Regions from separate parts of the Homo sapiens genome. Here all the other regions are linked to region 3. A link is an interaction called in ENCODE POLR2A ChIA-PET data of the cell type or tissue named here. Cell type or tissue: Caco-2. All regions are shown on one strand. Links, peaks and the distances in the headings refer to the core of each region. The heading gives the core; the rest is flanking DNA.

What was found. Peaks named below come from ENCODE experiments on the same cell type or tissue, not always from the same donor. Only the 100,000 strongest peaks of a DNase experiment are listed, where the experiment ranks them.
Region 1: POLR2A ChIA-PET joins it to region 3 with 6 read pairs; 3 of 35 experiments call an interaction of 5 or more read pairs at or near these places.
Region 2: POLR2A ChIA-PET joins it to region 3 with 5 read pairs; 3 of 35 experiments call an interaction of 5 or more read pairs at or near these places.

What each region holds. Positions count from the first base shown.
Region 1 is chr4:16,054,278-16,060,853 of GRCh38, forward strand. The region is part of intron 2 of PROM1 (prominin 1); the gene reads right to left. Among named protein-coding and RNA genes, the nearest start is that of PROM1, 26 kb to the right of the region's middle. In Caco-2, for the core only: no CTCF peak of the experiment used is centred there; no DNase peak of the experiment used is centred there.
Region 2 is chr4:16,067,790-16,074,365 of GRCh38, forward strand. All of the region lies in intron 2 of PROM1 (prominin 1), which reads right to left. Among named protein-coding and RNA genes, the nearest start is that of PROM1, 13 kb to the right of the region's middle. RefSeq lists an enhancer at 89-682. In Caco-2, for the core only: no CTCF peak of the experiment used is centred there; no DNase peak of the experiment used is centred there.
Region 3 is chr4:16,155,420-16,161,995 of GRCh38, forward strand. TAPT1 (transmembrane anterior posterior transformation 1) reads right to left here. Exons shown (of 14, transcript NM_153365.3): 14 at 5,086-6,576. Among named protein-coding and RNA genes, the nearest start is that of TAPT1, 68 kb to the right of the region's middle. In Caco-2, for the core only: no CTCF peak of the experiment used is centred there; a DNase peak (open chromatin) is centred at 3,202.

The sequences.
Region 1 (6,576 bases), core at 457-5,456, 100 kb before region 3:
TAACCCCTTTTACGCGGCCTCCATCAATTGTCTTTAAAGCTACCCACAATGTAACCCTACCCTTCCAATTCAAATCAAAGTGAAATCAGGCTTTGGAGTCAGAGTGACCAAACACATATCTTGATTTGTCCAGACAGCCCTGGTTTACATCTGCTGTTCTAGCATAATCATTACCAGCGCTCTCTTTTATTCTCAAAAGGTGCCGGTTTAAATGACAAATATATGGTCACCATAAATCAAGTGATCCTGAGTTCAAATTCCAGGTCAGAAACTTAATGCTGTGTAACTTTAGCAAATTATTTAAATTCCCTGGGCCTCAATTTTCTCATCTGTAAAATGAAGGTAATAATACTCATCATTAAAAAATAATGTGTGAAAATCTTAGCAAGATGCCCAATACATATTGAGCAATTAATAGAGTTGCTATAATTATGTCTCCCTTCAAATGAGACCCCTTCAATCCAGCCAGATCCCCGACCTCCCAAAGCATGCCTTTGTTCATGCCCCCTCTGAGGTCTGCTGATGCTATTTCCCCACCTATCAAAACCCTCCCTATAATGGTCAGTACTCGAGTTCCGGGGGGGAAAAAAATCATCCCTATCCTCAAAGTTAAATGTGAGGTCCTCAGCTGATTTCCCTCATCACTAAATCCCTGCAACTCATAACTCACTTGTGACATTTAATGATCCACTGGCTTACATGTTCCCTGGACTATTTATTCTACGTAAATACATTTGTCTACTCTGCTAGAGAGACTGTTCATTCCTTAAAGCAGAAGATGTTCTCTCTGCCACACAAATCCTGTAACTCCTAACCCAGTGCTGTCCACCTGTAGCAATTGCTTAGTAAAACTTGCATGCCCCAAATGAGACATCTAAATGAGATCTAAGAACCTAGCATTCTCCTAGGCAAGACTATTTTCCTTGGAGAAACAAAATGTGGATTCATAATCACAGTACCATTCTTGATAAATTAGGCTGGTCATGGTGGCTTACGTCTACAGTTCCAGCTACTCAGGAGGCTGAGGCAGGAGGATCACTTGTGTGCTGAGATAACCTCCCAGGCAAAAATTCCCCTTGTCCTCTTTCTGGCTTCGTTATCCTACCAGCTCTCATTTGGCTGCAGGGTCTTAAATGAGCAGGCTTCTCCTATCTGGGCCTTTGTGTTCTCATCTACAAAATGGAAGTAGGGAATTGAATAATTATTTCTGATCGGAAGATCTCCCCAAACTCACAAATTCCCTAGAACCAAATAGCCTAATACCAATTCACGGTAAACAGCCTAGGGAAAGGGTTTTCGTCTGAAGAGAGGCTGTCACGGAATCAATAATAAAAAGACTAAGACTCTGCTACATAGCTAGGCAGAGGCATTTCACAGACAAACCCCTTAGAAAGGAAACAGATGTGAAAACGGTCAACCTTGACGGTAATGAGAAATATATATTTTTAAAAATGCAATGTCATAGCCTTTACAATTCCATTTTCTAAATACCCAACACATTACTAGTGGTGGCATAAACATCACAGACCTTCTGGTGGATTGATAATTCTTTCAAAAACTTGGAAATTAATCGTATCTTTTGGCTAAGAATGTTCTGGGAAAAGAATCCTAAACACAAACAAAAACATTTCCTGCATATCTAACCCTAGTAGAAATCTGGAAGTCAAAACAGGGAGGGGTGAGTGAGTCTGCAAGTGACTCTGTCCATATTCTCCATGAAGAGTAAGGTCTCTAGCTGGCAGAGGAGAGTTCAGGGTAGAGATTTGAGAAGAGAAGAGGACGTGTGCAAGCAGGGGGTTAGGAAAGAGGATTGACTGAGAAACAGGTCAGAGCTGTCAGGAGTACGAGCATCCTCGTGGGGGCTGTGGATATTCATTTAAGAGAGTCCAGCTGGCACAGTCGCAATTGTTTCTAGGAGCAGTCGGCCGCTTGGGTGTAGGCCTGAGGAAGTGGAGTAACCAGAAAACGCTGCAACCAGATTTAGGATTCCACCAAACAACAACCATGGTGGCAGAGGAGGGCAAGAGGATCTTTATAACGCAGGACTGTGGGTGCTCACAAAGGGAAGAGGAGGGGGCCCTGAGAGGGTACACAAGAGTGTATCCGCTCTTGCACGCAACAATTATGGGGTACTTGCTGCGTTGTGGGCACCACTCCAGATTCTGGGGCTATTGTATGGAGGAGTGAACAAAATCAATAGTGTTCCCCTCTTCAAGATGTTTAGAGTCTATCAAGTGAGATAAACAAATATTTATTGTAATACCAGAATAAATGCTATAAAGAAAAATGAAGCAAGGTGAGGGGTGTTGGGGTGGAAGACGATCTGTCCCTCTGAGATGACATTTGAGCAAAGGCTGGAAAGAAACAAGCCATGAAAAAAAAAAAATCGAAAGAAGAAAAAAAAGAAACGAGCCATGCAGAAGAGTCGTCCAGGCAAAGGGAATAGGCAGAGAAGCAAAGGGTCTGAGGCTTAGGAGCGTTTGGCATGTTCCAGGGAGTCGGCTGGCCTAGCTATTACAGGGGTTTGGGGCTACTACTGCAAGCTGCTGCCCATTCTCTCTGCCCATTAGGAGGCCCTGGCCATGGTCCAGGGGACTGGCAGCCTCAGCTGGGAGAGGGCAGTCCTGGTGGTCAGAAGGGGACAGATTTGAAATACACTCTCACACGAGAGCATGCGATTTCCATGCGAGCAAATTAGTCTTCAGGAAGACTGGCCTGCTCCTGTTTTTGCAATACAACGCTTAGGAAGCTGTCATTTCTGAAGTCAGGGAGCTATTTACTTGAATTTCAGAAGGAGATACTCATTTCTTCTCAGTTTTATTTCTATGCACAAGTTATATTTGGAATGGCTCTTTAAAGAAACACAATTCCTTGCCAGGCAGGCATCCGGGTAGTCAGTCATTTGTACACAGATCTGGCACATAAAACTCAGCATGTCACAATCAATCACCCTTCTGGAAGCCTGCTGTCCAAATCTCATTAGGCTGAGCTTCTGGGTCAGCCAGTTTCCAAGAGGATATAAAAACGTATACAACCTCCTCTTTCCCAGGATGCAGTCAGGTTCGAAGAGAGCCTTCATCTCAATTAGTAAACATGTCCTAATTTCATCAGTGACAGCATCAGATTGAAACATTTCAAATCATAATTCGGGAACTTAGAGACTCCTACATGAAGTAATCAACGCTAAGGAAAAACCAAATGTGAACAGTCACATCACCACCTTCTGGCTCCCAGGGTGAGCTAAGAAGCTTCTTCTCCACAGGCTTCTTCAACAGAATCTTTGTCTCTCCAGCCATTTTCTGTAAACTAATCACCACTCTCCTTGCAAGGCTAAAGAAACTTCTTTCATCCAGGCTGATGGGGAAAACAGATCTTCTCTATTTCCCTTCTCTAGTTTTAAATTATCGACTCTTCTTATTTTAATCCCACTCAAGAAAGATTAGGATTTTTATTTCTATTTATATCTACCTAGGTTTACAGAGATACATATAGAATTACGATAACATAAATAAGAAGAAAGAAAAAGAAAGAAAAGCAAGCCCGGGGACCTAAGAGGAAACAGGAGCTCCATAGAGTCAGATGCTCTCTGACTGATGGTTCCATCCCCCACAGCATTCATTCCTTACCTGTTTGCTGAACAAGGAACATACGAAGCAAAAGGTACAGCAGAGTCCTATACCTGTGGCGAAGGGTGATTCACTGTTTCAAAACTTCCCAGTAGCAGCCACCTGAAACTGTCCAGGCCAATTGTTCAGGAAAAAAAGACTAGAAAGAAGGTTTTTTTCCAAGGGCTCTCACAAAGAGGAAACTGGGACATAATCAACAAATGCCTCAACAACTGTAATGGAAGGAACAGGTTTCACTGTGCAGTTCCAGAAAACAGTGAGGAGAGAGTGAAGGGGCCTTATGAATCGCTCTAGGCATCCGGCTCACAGCTCAGGACAAAGCCCAGTGGACTTCAGAACACAACCACTGAAGGCTTTAACATTTTTTACTGAACTAACTATAACAACTCATACTTTTTAAAAAATCACTGCTTTTCAAAAAGATAAAATTCATTCAATATTATTAGCCAAATGAGTAAAGAGGGGAATCAAAACTCAAATGATAAACTATCAGAAATGAAAAATGATGCCAACGCAGGTGGATCACCTGAGGTCAGGAGTTCAAGACCAGCCTGGACAACATGGTAAAACCCCATCTCTACAGAAATACAAAAATTAGCCAGGCGTGGTGATGCATGCCTGTAATCCCAGCTACTGAGGAGGCTGAGGCAGGAGAATTGCCTGAACCCAGGAGGCAGAGGTTGCAGCGAGCCAAGATCACGCCACTGCACTCTAGCCTGGGCGACAGAATAAGACTCCATCTCCGGGAAAAAAAAAAAAAAATGAGAACACCGCATTTAAAAACTTAGAGGAGGAAGCCAAAACTGTCCTCAGGAGTAATTTTACAGACTTAAATGCATTTATTAGGAAATAAGCATAAAAATAAAATAATTTACCTCAAAAGGCTAAAAAAAAGTAAATAAGCTTCCAAAAATAGAAGAATTACTAAAAATAAACTAAACAAAACAAAGATAATTTTTCAGTTAAAAGGCACATTAGGAGGCATAAAGCCCAGCTCTTAACTCTGGAGCCTAGTCATGTTGCAGCAGGGAAGACACACCTGGAAAACAAGCAGTACAGTGTCCAAAAAGGTACCTTGGGAATGGGCTAAACTCCACTGAGTAATACCTGGACAGAACCTTTATATCAAATGTTCAGAATCACTCCACTTGTTTTTCCTTTCTAGACATCTAGGAAGTACTGGAACTTACAAAGCATTTTCATGGAATGCATTGTTCAACCCTCCTAAATGTATTATGTAATAGCCTAGTCTAAGAGGATAATGAAAAAAACAAGATTCTGAAATCAGTCAGATATGAGTTCAAATTCCTGCTCTGCCCACTCACAAGCTATGTGACCCTTGGCTAAGTGAGTTACCCTCTCCGAGCCTCCATTTCCATGTACATAAAATAGAAATGTCCACCCCACAAGACAGTAGACAAAATTCAGTGAGCTGTTTCTGCATTTTTCTGATGTATAGGTAAACTGGTTCAACATTTATGGAGTGCCATTAGGTGATATCTATCAAAAGTGCAAACTGGCCAGGCTCAGAAGCTCACATCTATAATCCCAGCACTTTGGGAGGCCAAGGCAGGAGGATGGCTTGAGCCCAGGAGTTCGAGACCAGCCTGGGCAACATGGGGAGATCCTGTCTCTCTAAAAAATAAAAAAAATTAGTCGGGTGGGGTGGTGCATGCCTGTGTTCCAGCTACTGGAGAGGCTAAGGTGGGAGGATCGCCTAAGCCCAGGAGGTGGAGGCTGCAGTGAGCTACGATTGTGTCACTGCAGTCCAGCCTCAGTGAAAAGTCACTTAGTGCAAATTCATGAAATTATAAACTGACCTGGCAATTCTATTTCTAGGAGTTTACCCCATATATATACTTGCATATTTGTGAAATAACTAAAATAATTTATAACAATGTATATAACAGCAAAATGGTTGAAATTAATTGATAAATAATAAACTACCTCACAGCAATTAAAAAAAATGGTAGTAAGACTGTTAGGGGTAGATCTAAAAAAATAAGGATGAGAGGGCTCTCTAGGTGCTAATATAAAATAATAATCAAGCTGTATGTTTAAAAAGAAAGCAAGGTGCCAAGTAATATATACAGTATTTTTTCACTGATGGAGACAAGACCATATACACATGTTGGCTTCTACATGCATAAAATAGGTCTGAAGAGACACAGACACACACAAACGCTGATAACAATGGTTGCCTATAAAGGGAGGCGGGGGGCTGAGAATCAGGAATGGGACTGAAGCTTCACACTGCATATTCCTTTGTACTTCTGAATTTTCAGTCATATAAATAGGTTATCCCTGCATTTTTTTTCCAAATTAAAGAGAAACGCATGACTAGAATTATCTACCAGATATATTAAGTTTTAAAAGCAAGGAGCAGAAGAGCATGTCAAATAATTCCTTTTTTTTTTTTCCTTTGGGACAGGGTCTTACTCTGTTGCCCAGGCCAGAGTGCAGTGGTGCAATCTCGGCTCACCGCAACCTCCACCTACCTCCCAGGCTCAAGCAATCCTCCCACTTCAGCCTCCCAAGTAGCTGGGACTACAGGCACGTGCTACCACGCCCGGCTAATTTTTGCATTTTTTTGTAGAGATGGGGTTTCGCCATGTTGCCCAGCTGGTCTCAAACTCCTGGGCTCTCAAATAATTCCTTTTGAAAAAAAAATATGTGTGTGTGTGTGCATGTGTGTCTAAAACATTTTGTGGATGTTTATTTCCCAGAGCCTAAAACAGAGCCTGACACTCAATAAACATCTACCAAACGAATGAATGAATGGTGGCATACAAAACTTGGTGATCATTAATTACCTCTGGAGAGTGAAGTAGGGTTATTTTACTTTTCCTTTTTCATCCTTTAAGTGATATTTGCGTTTTTCCCAACATATATATACATTGTTTTAAAATTTAGAATAAACTTAGTTTGAAATTATTTTAGCAAATATTGA
Region 2 (6,576 bases), core at 981-5,980, 87 kb before region 3:
GCTTCTCTCTGCCTCTGAGGCCATGGTGACAGTGAGGGCCCACAGCAGCCAGGCTCACACAGACGACCCCGGCCACGTGACTCAATGGCTCCACGGTTTATGATTGGTTCGGGTGAGCCAGAAGCCCTCCCTGGGAATTGAGAATTGGGATAGAAAAAGAAAGAACTCCCAGCCACTCTCCAAGAAGCTGGCCTGAAACCTATGATGCTGACAAGCTGGTTCTCCACCATGAGGACTGCAGGGGTGCAGGAAGCCAGAGGGAGAGGGTAGGGGAGGAGGCAGAGTAGATGTACAGAGAAGCCAAGATAGGAGGCAGAGAGAATCCAGGTGAGGGCTGGTCCCTGGTGGCTCATATGTCACTGAGTGCCCTGAGAGAACCCGGAGTCCTGATGAGAAACTCCCTGTTTTTGGTTACCTTGGCTATCTTAAATAAAAATGATAGGAGGCCACTGTTTAGGACTAGGCTCCTGTACTAGGCCCCAACAGAGCAGAATAAAAATCAAAATGGAGTCACCCATGCTAAAGTTCCACGTTACCAAATGGAAACTGAGTTGTTATCTGGCTTTCCAAGAAATCAGGAGAGACAGATAGCAGCCTATTTCCCAAACAGGCCAGTTGCTATTGGCATGATAATGAAGCTCCCTCCATTTCAATCCTTAACCTGAAGTCACTTGATGTAACCAGTTATTTCTCTATTGCTCTGTCTCCATGTCCCTGTCTTACAAGGAAAGTAACTTTGAAGTGACCAATTCAACTTTGTGTTCTTTGTTTCTGCTTTCTTCAGCCCTTTTTCTGAATATTAAGCTAGGCTCTGCTGGACTCACTGCGACATTTATTCAATTTTGTGGAATAAAGTGTCGCTCAATTCTAGAATTGCAAATATAGCCAATTGAGATCTTTCAACTAAATTTGTTATAATTTTGTCCTTACAGCTAATAGGATTCTGTTACCTGTAATGGAGGGAGCTCTTATACTCACTATAACATCCTGATGGCCTCTCAAATTCCATGGAAACAAGGCTTAACTCCCCACCTTCCTCACTTCTACCAACTCACCCAACTCCACTCCCACACACACCAAATCCCACGAGCAAATCAGAATCACCTAAAATATTTTTACAAATAGGCCAACCATCCTAAAATCTAAATTTAAAAACATACCAATGCTGGGCATGGTGGCTCATGCCTGTAATCCTAGCACTTTGGGAGGCCAAGGCATGCGGATCACCTGAGGTTAGGAGTTCAAGACCAGCCTAGCCAACATGGCAAAACTCCATCTCTACTAAAAATACAAAAATTAGCTAAGTATGGTGGCGCATGACTGTTATCCCAGCTACGCGGGAGGCTGAGGCAGGAGAATCACTTGAACCCGGGAGGCAGAGGTTGCAGTGAGCCGAGATCGTGCCACTGCACTCCAGTATGGGCAACAAAGCAAGACTCTGCCTCGAAAAAAACAAAAAACAAAAACCAAAACAAAACAGGGCAGAGAATAATTTTAGAGAATTTATAGGAAACTAACAACAGAGGAGACGTATTTCCTTGTTTGTTCCATTAGAATAGCTCAGATCTGGTCAGAACTTATGCCAAGTTCATCACGGCCACATAAAATTGGAAGTGGCACTACTCATCATCCACATCAGACAATCTTTTACAATGCATACTTTTAACGTGCAAAAATTACTATTTTCCATACTAACCCATGGTCATTTTAAAAGCATCATAGTAAAATAAAAGAAAAATACACACAAGGCAGCTGTGTTTTATAGGAGATAAAACTAGTCCTAGAGATGGGAGTTTCTCAATATGCCACAAGCTAGTGTGTGCCTTGAACATGTAACCTCTTTCTGACTTAGTTTTCCAATCTGTTGAGGAGAATGTAAGAAATAATATCACCACTTACCACCATCATCTACCTTCCAAAGTTATTGGAAGTATTCAGGGAAAAACTTTAGACAAATTAGATTTAATAGCGTTCAACTGAGCAAAGAATGATTCATGAATCAGGCAGCCCTTGGAATCAGAATACATTCAGAACGACTCTGGGTCATATAACATTTATGGACAGATAAAGGAAAGTGATATGCAGAAAACACAACTGAGGTACAGGAACAGCTAGATGGGATACAGCTGGGTGTTTGCTTTATTTGAACAGGATTTGAACTAGTGGCCACCTGCGATTGGCTGAAACTCAGCTAATGCGATTGGGTAAGACTCAGCTACTTGTTATAAGAGTAGGTCGCAAGTCTGTTCACAAATGTGTTTAGGTCACAGTTTACTATGTATGGAGAAACATTTAGGCCAAACTTAAAATATGTAAGGAGGCAGCTTTAGGCTACATTTAATTTTTTAACAATTTCCCCCCTTTAGATCAACCTCTCAAGATTGAGAGGTTGGTAAATTTGGCAATTTTGAGAGGCTGACCAAAACTTTAGGCATTGAAGTCACTCTGTCTCCATCGTTAACGGACTTATTTCATCTCAAATCCCACTGGAAAACAGCAGAACAGTTTTGTAGGTGGAAACAAGGACACAGAAATAGAAAAAAAGAACCTGACTGATTATTTCAGGTTACTTGTTTTTTAGTGGAGTTTAGAGCAGAGGGGACTTTGTTATTATGATGCAATCTCCTGTTTTCAAGAGTTTAAAAAAAATTTGGTCTGTTTTGGGATCTCTCTGCTTCCTTAAAGTTTCAGTTTGATTACATCGCAGTTAGCATGATTGAGTCCATTTTGATTTGGACTGGTCTGTTGGGGCCAGTCTAGAACAAAGACCTCCCATAATTTTGTTTAACAAAAGAATCAAATGAGCAAACACTTAGCAAAGTAAGTCTTACAGCAGATACTGAGAACTGCAGAAAAGAACAAAGAAACCAAGAAAACAAGAGCCTGTCAGATGTAGATATTTTTGCAGAGAAGCAAAGACCAATCAGTAAACTAGCATCACATCCAAACCTTGGCTTCTAGACCCTGTTCCGCTACTGTCAGGCTTGCCAAGGGAACACGGCCCACTTAACCTCAAAAGTGAAGGGACTGTTTCTTACGAGGCAATGCCATGTAGAATGTTCCTAAGGGAACAGCAGCAAGGACAGTTCAATGATCCCTCCTGGAGACACCTTCTGATTCCTAAGTCTCCTCCCTACATCAATCGTGGCATCAAATTGATTGTAACTGTAATCCACTTTATGTCTAAGAGAAAAAAGGGTCTGAAAGTTAGACAACTTAGCCAAGATCATTCAGCAGTTAACAGGCAAGAGCTAGGATTTAAACCAAGTTCCTGGGACATGGAATGGACACTGCATCCATTTCCCCTATTCCCTTTTGTTTCATTTTGAATTCATTATTACCTCCCTCCAGACCACTACAAAAGCCTCCACCTCCCTGTGCTCTAACCTATCAGCTGTTGATGGGTTCTCTTCCCCAAACTGAATTCCACGTACACCCTGGCTGACAGCATCCAGCAAGGTGTACCGCAGAACGCAGGGACTTTCAATAAATGCTTGTCCAACAAATGAAACCTCTGCTGGAAGGCTTCCTCACCTTCCTTCTCTCTCTAAAACTCCCTGGAGATCAAGGTCCTCCAGCTCTGGTTCTCCCTAACTTTGGTCAATTTATTCCATGAATACCTATTTCACCCTCTGTCACGTCCTGAATATCTGTGTCCCCTGACATTTCTGTGTTGAAGCGTTAACCCCTGACATGATGGTGTTTGGAGGTGGGGATTCTGGGAGAGGTAATTAGGTTTAAATTAGGTCATAAGGGTGAGACCTTCATGATGGAATTAGTGCCTGATGGGATTAGAGAAAGAGAAGATATCTTTTCACCCTCTCTCCAGGAGCCTGCACCCAGGAAAGAGCATGTGAGCACACAGCGAGAAGGTGGCTGTTCACAAGCCAGAAAGTGAGCCTTCCCTAGACAGCAAATCTGCCAGCACCTTTATCTTAGACATCCCAGCCTCCAGCACTCTGAGAAATAAATGCCTGTTGTTTAAGTTACCTAGTCTATGGTATTATTCCAAGAAACTGAATGGAGTAGGACACTCATATTGGAACCACAGTCTCCTACATGCCCTAGACATGCCCTACTCTCTACCTGGAACACCCTGTCCCTAACTTCCTCTGATCACCCTGCCACCAATATCCTTTCAGGTTTGAATGAATGAACAAGAGACTCTTCTCAAAGGTAAGGCACAGCTCTCTTCTTAATGAGCCTAAGCCCCCTGTGTAGAGTAATCCTTTTGCAGCTTCAGGCCAAGGCAAGCATTTATGAAATACCCACAGCAGGTTCTAGAATACATTCTGCCATGTCAACACAGGGGTGGTTACCTGTGTTCCTTGTCTAATTTAAACTAATCTCTTCTGCCCAGGAAGTAAGGCTTTGTCTCAAGTCCCAGCTGAATAAGACCTTTCCATTTTATGTTTATTAAGCTGGAACTTGAGAAAAAGCCTTACTTCCTGGGGATACAAGAAGGGTTTCTCTTAGAGTTTCAAATGCAAAATTTGGCAAACCAATTGATTGGACACAGAATATAAAAGTGAAAAACTTTCCAGTCAGATGGTAAGAAAAGAGGAAGCACAGGCTCCAGGGCTGTCCCTATCTCTTCTATTCCTTGACCTGTACTGGAACTTTGCATTCAAAGCACCACTACTCTTGAAATCACCTTTGCAAAAATTATAACTGAGAAAATTATTACAGTGAAAGAGATCTGACCTAACCAACTCCATCTTGCTTCTAACCTCCAACCTATCCTTATTCATTCCTGGCCATAGGCCCAGCTAACTTTGGGAGGAACTTAGTTTATAGTTTAACTTTGAAACAAAGACAGTAACAGACCTTTCCCAAGACAAACCGCTTCTTGATGGGTGACTACCCTGCTCTTGCAGGACTAAAAAATTAGCCACAAGATTAGAAATTATGGTTTAGGAGTTATACAGCTAGAGGTCACAAAGTTCTAAACCTCCCAGTTGCTCCTAGGGACAACATCACTGTTGTAAAGCCTAAAATCAGTGCTTGAGATACTTTGCAGATACTTTGCAGAGTACTTTGCAGACCCTGTGTTTTGAGGCATCAGCTGATGCCACCCAGATAGATAAACTGGCTCACCTGGTCTTGTGACCCCCACCCAGGAACTGACAGTGCAAGAGGACAGCTTCTATTCCCTATGATTTCATCTTCTACCCGACCAATCAGCACTCCCCACTTTCTAATCCCCTACCCACCAAATTATACTTAAAAACCCCAATCCCTGAATTTTGGGGGAGACTGCTTTGAGTAATAAAACTCCAGCCTCCCATTCAGCTGGCTCTGCTTGAATTAAACTCTTTCTCCACTGCAATTCCTCTAAATTGATATATCGGCTGTATCTGGCCAGCAGGCACGAAGAGCCCACTGGCCAGTTGCACGCTTTCAAATGAAAGGATATATCTATGGGAGAATAGCTTCTATGAAGATATTACTCCACAGACGACCTGTCCTGAAGTCTTGTGTTTGGTTAATGTACTAAGGTATTAAACTAATAAACAATATATAGGACTCAATCATGCACATGCTCTCACTCTTTCTGTTTTGTTTTTTGCATCTTCAATTATGAGGGCATCTATTTATGACTTGGTACTTGTGAAATGCATTGGCCCCAAATGGAAAAATCATGATTATCTTATATGTGTCCTCTACATTGCAAAGCACCCAGTGGGCACTTTAAGACCACTAGGAAATGTAGTAACTAGGTGAAAGAATACAAATAGGATGATGGAAGAAAACCAACACCCCAAGATTCATCTGTTAAACTCAATATTATATTACTTAAGCAACCTAATAATTTTTCCTCCCAAAGAGGTAATGCTGGTCTGCCCTGGTCTACTGTTGAAAGTTGAGAATTTCCTTCTCCAAGGTAATAAGTATTGATGAAGGTCAAGAGACAAACTAGGCTAATACCCTCAGATTACATTAGGATTACAATTCTTCAGTTCCCTCCTTCGGTCTAACAATGTTGTTGCAGTTCAAAACCTTGTAATGCATTGGAAGTTGTGTAAGCTAAAAGACATCTTCGAACTTGATCACCAGAATGAAGACCTTAAAATACATTGCTTTTCCTTATTAAAAAAAAAAGTATGAGGAAACCTTCCAATCAAATCTAAAGGGACCAAAATAGAGCAACATATGGAAAGAGATTATGGGATTAACTAATTACATGATATGCCTTAGAATGAGACACGGGAAGCTTTCCAGTCTTTTTGAGGAAATGATTGTAAATTCATATTCGACAACTGAATTCTATGCCTTTTATATTAAAACAAAACCAAGAAGCAAAGACTAAAAACATTAGTAGGAAACTAGTTTAAAAGGATGAATAAGACCTAGTATCTGATAGCACAACAGGATGACTATAGTCAATAATAATGTAATTGTACATTTTGAAATAACTAAAAGAGTAATTGGATTGTTTGTAACACAAAGAATAAATGTTTGAGGAGATAGATACACCATTTTATATGATGTGATTATTACACATTGCATGTCTGTATCAAAATATCTCTTGTACCCCGTGAATATATACACCTACTAGGTACCGACAAAAATTAA
Region 3 (6,576 bases), core at 626-5,625:
GCTTTAATGCTGAGATCCCATCATCCTAGGACCTAAGTCATCTTCGAACTCATCTTTGAAAGAGAAATGAACAGTGCATTTATATCCATAATAATTGCAAGGGAAAGTCATCTTATTTTCTATTGTGTTTTGGATAGAATCTGAACTTCAAAAAAATTTCATCTTGTCAACTGGAAAAAACATTTCCAGTTCTCAGCACAATTCCCTCACTGGGAGAGTGGAACTGTTTCCTGCTGCTCGGTGGGGAGCTTACAGATGCTCGGTGGGGAGCTTACAGATGCTTCCCTCTTGTTTCCCCCGGGCATCATTTCAGAGAGTAGCAGAACTGGAGGCCATTCATCACCATGATCATCCAATGAGAAACACAATTAGATAGAAGTTGACTTTGCCTACTAGGTGGTGTCAGCATTGAAGAAACAAATGGGTAAAGCTAGGTTCAGAATCCTCTGTCCTGCGTCTGTGTTGCCAAAGGAAGTGTTAAGGTTCCTGCAAGAGGCTACTGCTGCTTTGCCCTTCTGAGGTGGAGACAGAGCCAGGCCAGGCTGGGGGTTCCTGGCCCTGCCCTGGCATGAGTCCAGGCCTGCCTGAGCCTGGTTTATATCACAGAAACAGCCCTTCGCTAGCCTCTCTGATTTTATGCTACTTGCCCTGCAACCCGTTTTTCGGAGAGCAGAAGACAGTAATATCCTAACTCTTTATCTCGTCCTTGGACCAGTAGTAACCTAACTCCTCCGGTCCTGGGGCTTGGATGACCTGGACTTCCACTCCCATACCAATTAAAGCTGCAACCCATTCCCACCCCCATGTCCTCATTTCCCAGCCCTAATGAACTTCTTTCTGCTCCTAGGATACACTCTGTTCCCTCTCAATTCAGTAGCTTTGAACTTGAGGGCCTCTGCCACATGACATTCCCTTAGTTCAGGTCTCTGCTTGTATGTCACCTTTAGAGGCTTTCCCTGACCATGTGGTTTCAAGAAAGCATCATGTCCCTATCACCTTACCTTGTTACCTCTGTAGCACAGGTCGCCTTCTGAAATGCCCCGTTCACATTTTTATGATGTTTTCTCTACTGGAATATAAGCTTCTAAAGAGAGGGGATGTGCCTGCCTTGCTGGCTGCACCAGCAACTCCTAGATGGGTGGAGATGCTCAGTGAAAACAGACTGAATCCCCTACAAGGTGCTTTGGTGCTGAATCACGCCACTTAGTGGATTGTATATCCTTTCTCCCTTCCCCAACTCTTGGTGATTAAAGCTTTGGTATCATGAGTGCTCTATGATTTCTGCAGGACTCGTCTGAAAGGTACTATTGCCAGAGGATGGGGTGGAGCCCTGAGGATGCGGTAGAAGCAGCGCGGGGGTTTCAGGAAGATCTAGAAACCCCTGGTCCTAGCCTGCTCTGCCTCTGTCTAGCTGCCTGGCCTTGAGTGAGTGACAGCAATCATGGATTTTAAACAGAATGTAGTCATATGCTAGAGAACTTCTGGCCCCCAAATCGTGTTTTAGTCTCTCCAATCTTTACTTTGGAAAAAGTAGAGGTGAGTTTTTGGACCCATCACCCTGAAATCTAGATCCTAGAGGATGATGACTTTCCACGGTTCTCACACTTTAGTGGGGAGACTCGCCCAGGGGCCTGTTAAAACAGATTGTCCTGGCCGGGCGCAGTGGCTCACACTTGTAAGCCCACCACTCTGAGAGGCCGAAGTGGGTGGATCACTTGAGGTCAGGAGTTCGAGACCAGCCTGGCCAACATGGTGAAACCCTATCTCTACTAAAAATACAAAAATTAGCCTGGCGTGGTGGCGCACGCCTGTAATCCCAGCTACTCAGGAGGCTGAGGCAGGAGAATTGCTTGAACCCGGGAGGCGGAGGTTGCAGTGAGCTGAGATCGCACCACTGCACTCTAGCCTGGGCGACAGAGCGAGACTCCGTCTCAAAAAACAAAGGCTCTGTCTAAACAAACAAACATTGTCCAGCTCCACCCCTGAAGTTTCTGATTCAGCACATCTGGGCAGGGCCCAGGGATCTGCATTTCTGGTCTGTTCCCAGGTGATGTGATGCCACTGGCCCAGGGACCACACTGTGGGGATCACTGATGTGGGCTGCGTCATCATAGCTTAGACATGTGTGTTGCCTTCACAAACAGTTTCAGATGCATTATCTGATTTGCTCTTCACAACCCTGAGAAGTGGATATTCTCAACCCTGATTTGCAGATGAGGAGACTGAGGTTTGCTGTGTTGCACAGAGCAAGGGTCTTGACTGCAACATCACACGGCAGGCTAGCCCTCCAGAGTATCTTAGAGGGGTAAATATCCCAGAGCTCAGTACACCCTACATCCCTGAAGTCCTCGCACTCTGCTGTGAGTGGCTGCAGGCACTTCCCTCAAGGGGTTTCCTTATCTGGCTTCTCCCTTCTCCGTAAATAGCAGAAGGCAGAGAGCTTGAGAGCTCCAGTTTTCCAGTTCAGGAAGGCGGTTTAACTTTCTGCTGTGCTCCTTGCTCCTTGTGTGACCCTGAACAAGTTACTTAACCTTTCTAAGCCACAGTTTTCTACTTATAAAATGGGGTAAGTGTCTGCTTTAGAGAGACATAAAGGTTCAATGAGAAGAATGTAGAAAATGAGCTTAGCCCTGCTTTCACACGAACACAAAAGCGATTACACAATAATCCTTTACAAGGACACCACCCTGACTTTTCTAAAACATTGATCTGTTCATAGCACTTCAGAGTTTACCAAGTAGTTTTTTTTTTCATTTCTCATTTGATAATTACAACAACTTAAAATTCCACTTAAGCTCCTCCACCCTTTGTCTATAGGATTAACCGTCTAAGATTCTTAGCAAGGCATTAAGAGCGCTCTTGAGATCTAGCCCCTGCCTCCATCCTCCATCTCGTTTCCCCAGGGATGGGACGGAAGCTTCCCTCCTCATCTTCCCAGCAAGACAGCTGGCACTTAATGGGGAGTGAAGGAAACCTGCGCTGCAGCTTCCGCTGTGCTCTTTCCTCTTTTGTTCATTCGTGCCTTGCCCTTCCTCTCCCTTCTTATCCATCTAATTCCTACTTGTTTCAAGGCGGCCCAAGTGCACACCTTCTGCAATGGCCCCTATGTTTTCTTCATCCAATAAATGTTTATTGCCTGCCTGTGTGTGCCAGGAACGAGGTGCAAGGGCTACAGCAGTGAATGTGGTTGAATGTTTTGCTGCAGCCAGAGGCGTGGTTTATGGTGGTACTCATCACACAGGGCTGTAATTGCCGGGTCAGCCCCCCAGTCTTTAGTGCCTTGCTAAGAATCTTGGACTTTTCACTGTCAGATTACAGTTAAGCCCCATGGGCAGAAAGCACAGCTCCTTCATTTCTGTGCTCTGCTCAGTGAGTGCAATTAATATCTGTGAAAGTAAGTCCAACAAGCTTTTTATGCCTTTTCCTTGTTATACATTTCACTTATCTGGTTAAACCTGACATTATGGCGATTTCTAATCTTCCCAGTATTTACATTCTTATGTTGACATATTAAAAATGGAATGAGAATGTGCTTATTGAAAATAATTGCAGTTTCAAAATTAACCATCCACTTCGAAGATTATTCACACTGCAAGAGCTCATTCATTCTGTAGTCCCTGAGCTAATACCTCTAAAAAGAGGCCAAAGGGGCCTTCAAGACCTCCCTTGGTTTCCTTATAAGCCAAAAACAAAAAACAAACAAGAAAACCCAAGAAACAAAACATATAAATAAGCAAAACATATTGTATTGATACCTACCTTGTCATTAAATATCAAAAACCTCAAATACAACTTTACTACACTATGCATAACTGTGCCTTTTGCCAACTTGCTGATACATTTACTCTCTTAATAAAATTTAGAACAGCAATGCCTTGTTTGCTCAGCACTGCTAAGCAATAGTTCCTCCCTATAAGCAAACTTTTCAGATAACTCAAGGTCCCTGAGAACGCCATTTTTTTCTGAACAACTTCCCCTCAATTGTACGAACCTTAATTTGTATCAAACACAATCCTTAATAGTATGTAATGAACACAATCTAAATCATCCTAGATCTCACTTACTGCATACCACACATCACATTGACCTGTAACACAGTTTATTGGCAATCACAGGCATGGCATCACTGACGTCAGGTATATTTTTACTGCTCTCTTGATTAACTCCTCTTGCTTCTACTTCTCCTTGCTGTTAAGCTCTACTTACACTTTACTCTTTTACTATACACACTTTTCTGAGATAAAGGGCAAGAAATGTCTATTTGATAGAGTATATGGACAAATAGAACTTTGCCACTTATGGGCAAGTTTAATGTTCAGTTCAAGACAGCCAAGGGTGCTGAGAGTCTGACCTCTGAAAAAGTGGGGTGGAGTAATCTTTATCTTTTTCCATATAAATAATAAATAATGAGTATCCAGAGAGAATTTTCAGAAGAATGTGTTTTAGCAAGATAGGTCTAACTCCTTGCTCCTTTTATGTAAAGATCTCTAAATAGTCCCTCTCAGATTTCCTAATGTACTAATGTGGGCTAAACTTCATGAACAGAACACAGAACCTCCAGGTTCAGTGGCTTAGAAACAATGGCATTTCAAAAGTTTCTCTCTTATGTATAGTCAAGCGGAATTTTCCAAGCTGACCAGCAACTCTGCTCCACAGCGGCATTCAGGGACCCAGGTTCCTTCTCTCTCATGGCTCTGCCATGATGGGCACCTACTGGGACAAGGTCACTACCTTCTCTGGGTTCCACCTGTGGGAAGGGGACAGAGGAGGTGAGGGGGACTCACCCATGGTCTTAAGGGTCCTGGCCCAATAGCGGAATACACCCTTCAACTTACATCCCCTGGGAGAATGAGTCAGCTGGCTACAGGTAACAGCAAGAGGGGCTGAGAAATGCAGTCCCCAGCAAGCAGCACATGCCCAGCTACAACTCTACACAATGGAACAGGAGAATGGATTCTGCTGGACAACTAGCAGTCTTCAGGGAGAAAGTCTTTTCTTATTTCTATTTTATAGAAGCACTGTAAAATTGCTATACAATTATCTTATTTCAAGCTAATCCAATAGGAAAAAAATCAGACTTACACAAACGTTTTAAAGAACTATATTTTAGAGCTGAAATAAGCCTGAGAGATCATTTGGTCAGTGGACACTCTGTGACCAGCAGACATTATTTCATCGACTTGTTCCTATCAGTCTTCCACAGACGAACAGGGACTTATCTTGCTCATTGCTGATCCCACCACTTAGAACAGTTTCTGACACATAGGAAGTGATTAACAAATCTTTGTTGATAAAAAATAGTTGAAAACATGTAACAATGTAGAGATATTACATTATTTTGTAAATTTATCTCCTCCTCTGCTGAGTTACCAGGAGTGGCAGGATATATTTTGATGGCCTAATTATAGCAAGTTTCTTTCACTTTATGTAACATGAATATAAACTCTAAATACTGGCCAAAGTCCACAAGAAAATCTGGACAAGCGTATCAGTGACACTTGGTCTTTACACTTATTCTAAAGGAAAACCTAATAAGGGTCTGGCCTATCCTGTGCCTTCATTAGATTTTTTTAAAACCAAAGCACTGTCTTGAACTTGACTCCCAGATGTGAAAAATATTTTGTGTGACATTCAAAACACTTGTAAAATGCAAATACCTTCATTTGCTGAGAAATATTAAATGGTCTATAATCAAGGCCGAGCCTATTTTTTCCAAAGACAAAATTAAACATTTTGCCACCATTAAGACCAAAGCAATAATTCAAATTAAGATAGCTCTATCACTTGTGAATTACAAATAAATACTTATTATACAGTGGGAAATTCACTCTACCAAATACAATAGTAAATATTAAAATAAATTCAGTGACCTTTTTAAAAAAGATTACAAAACTGAATTTATTGAGATTCACACAAGATGCACTTATAAAATTAGTACTGAATGCCATTAAAACAGAAGAAATGAACATAATCCCGAACTCCCAACAGCATCTGCAAAGGAATGGAAATCTTCTGAAAATGACAGCGCAGTAACAGAATAATTCAAGCGGAACTGAAGATCTATCCAAACCATGTTCCTGCTCTGAAATCAGGGTTGTGTTTGGCAAAGCTTTCCCCAAACTATTCCATTCACGGTGGCATTGTTCCTTTTGTTGGTAAAGGGAGATGGAAAAAATAATTCTAAAATGGGGCTCCATTAAAACACACACAAAGCAATTAAAACCTTTTTCATTTTTAACTTAAAATACTTCCTGGTTTCACAAAGGCATGTCCATACAATTTCCTCAACATTAATCTTCAGATTTCTTTAGTTAATGCAAAACATTAAAATTCACTTACTTTTTTGTATTTCAAATGAACAAGTCAGAACATTAAAGCTTGCTTTATATTTCATCCAAGAAACAGACAAATCACCTAAAAATTGCTTTCTGCCTATGTATGTACGCCTGAAACATTTGCATGAGAGCTAAACTTCAAAATCAAAACATCAAAGGAAATAACAGTTAACAGTACCATCTTCTGGACAGTTCTGACACCAGAAGTTGTAGAAGTTTTACAGAAATGCAAACACGGTTG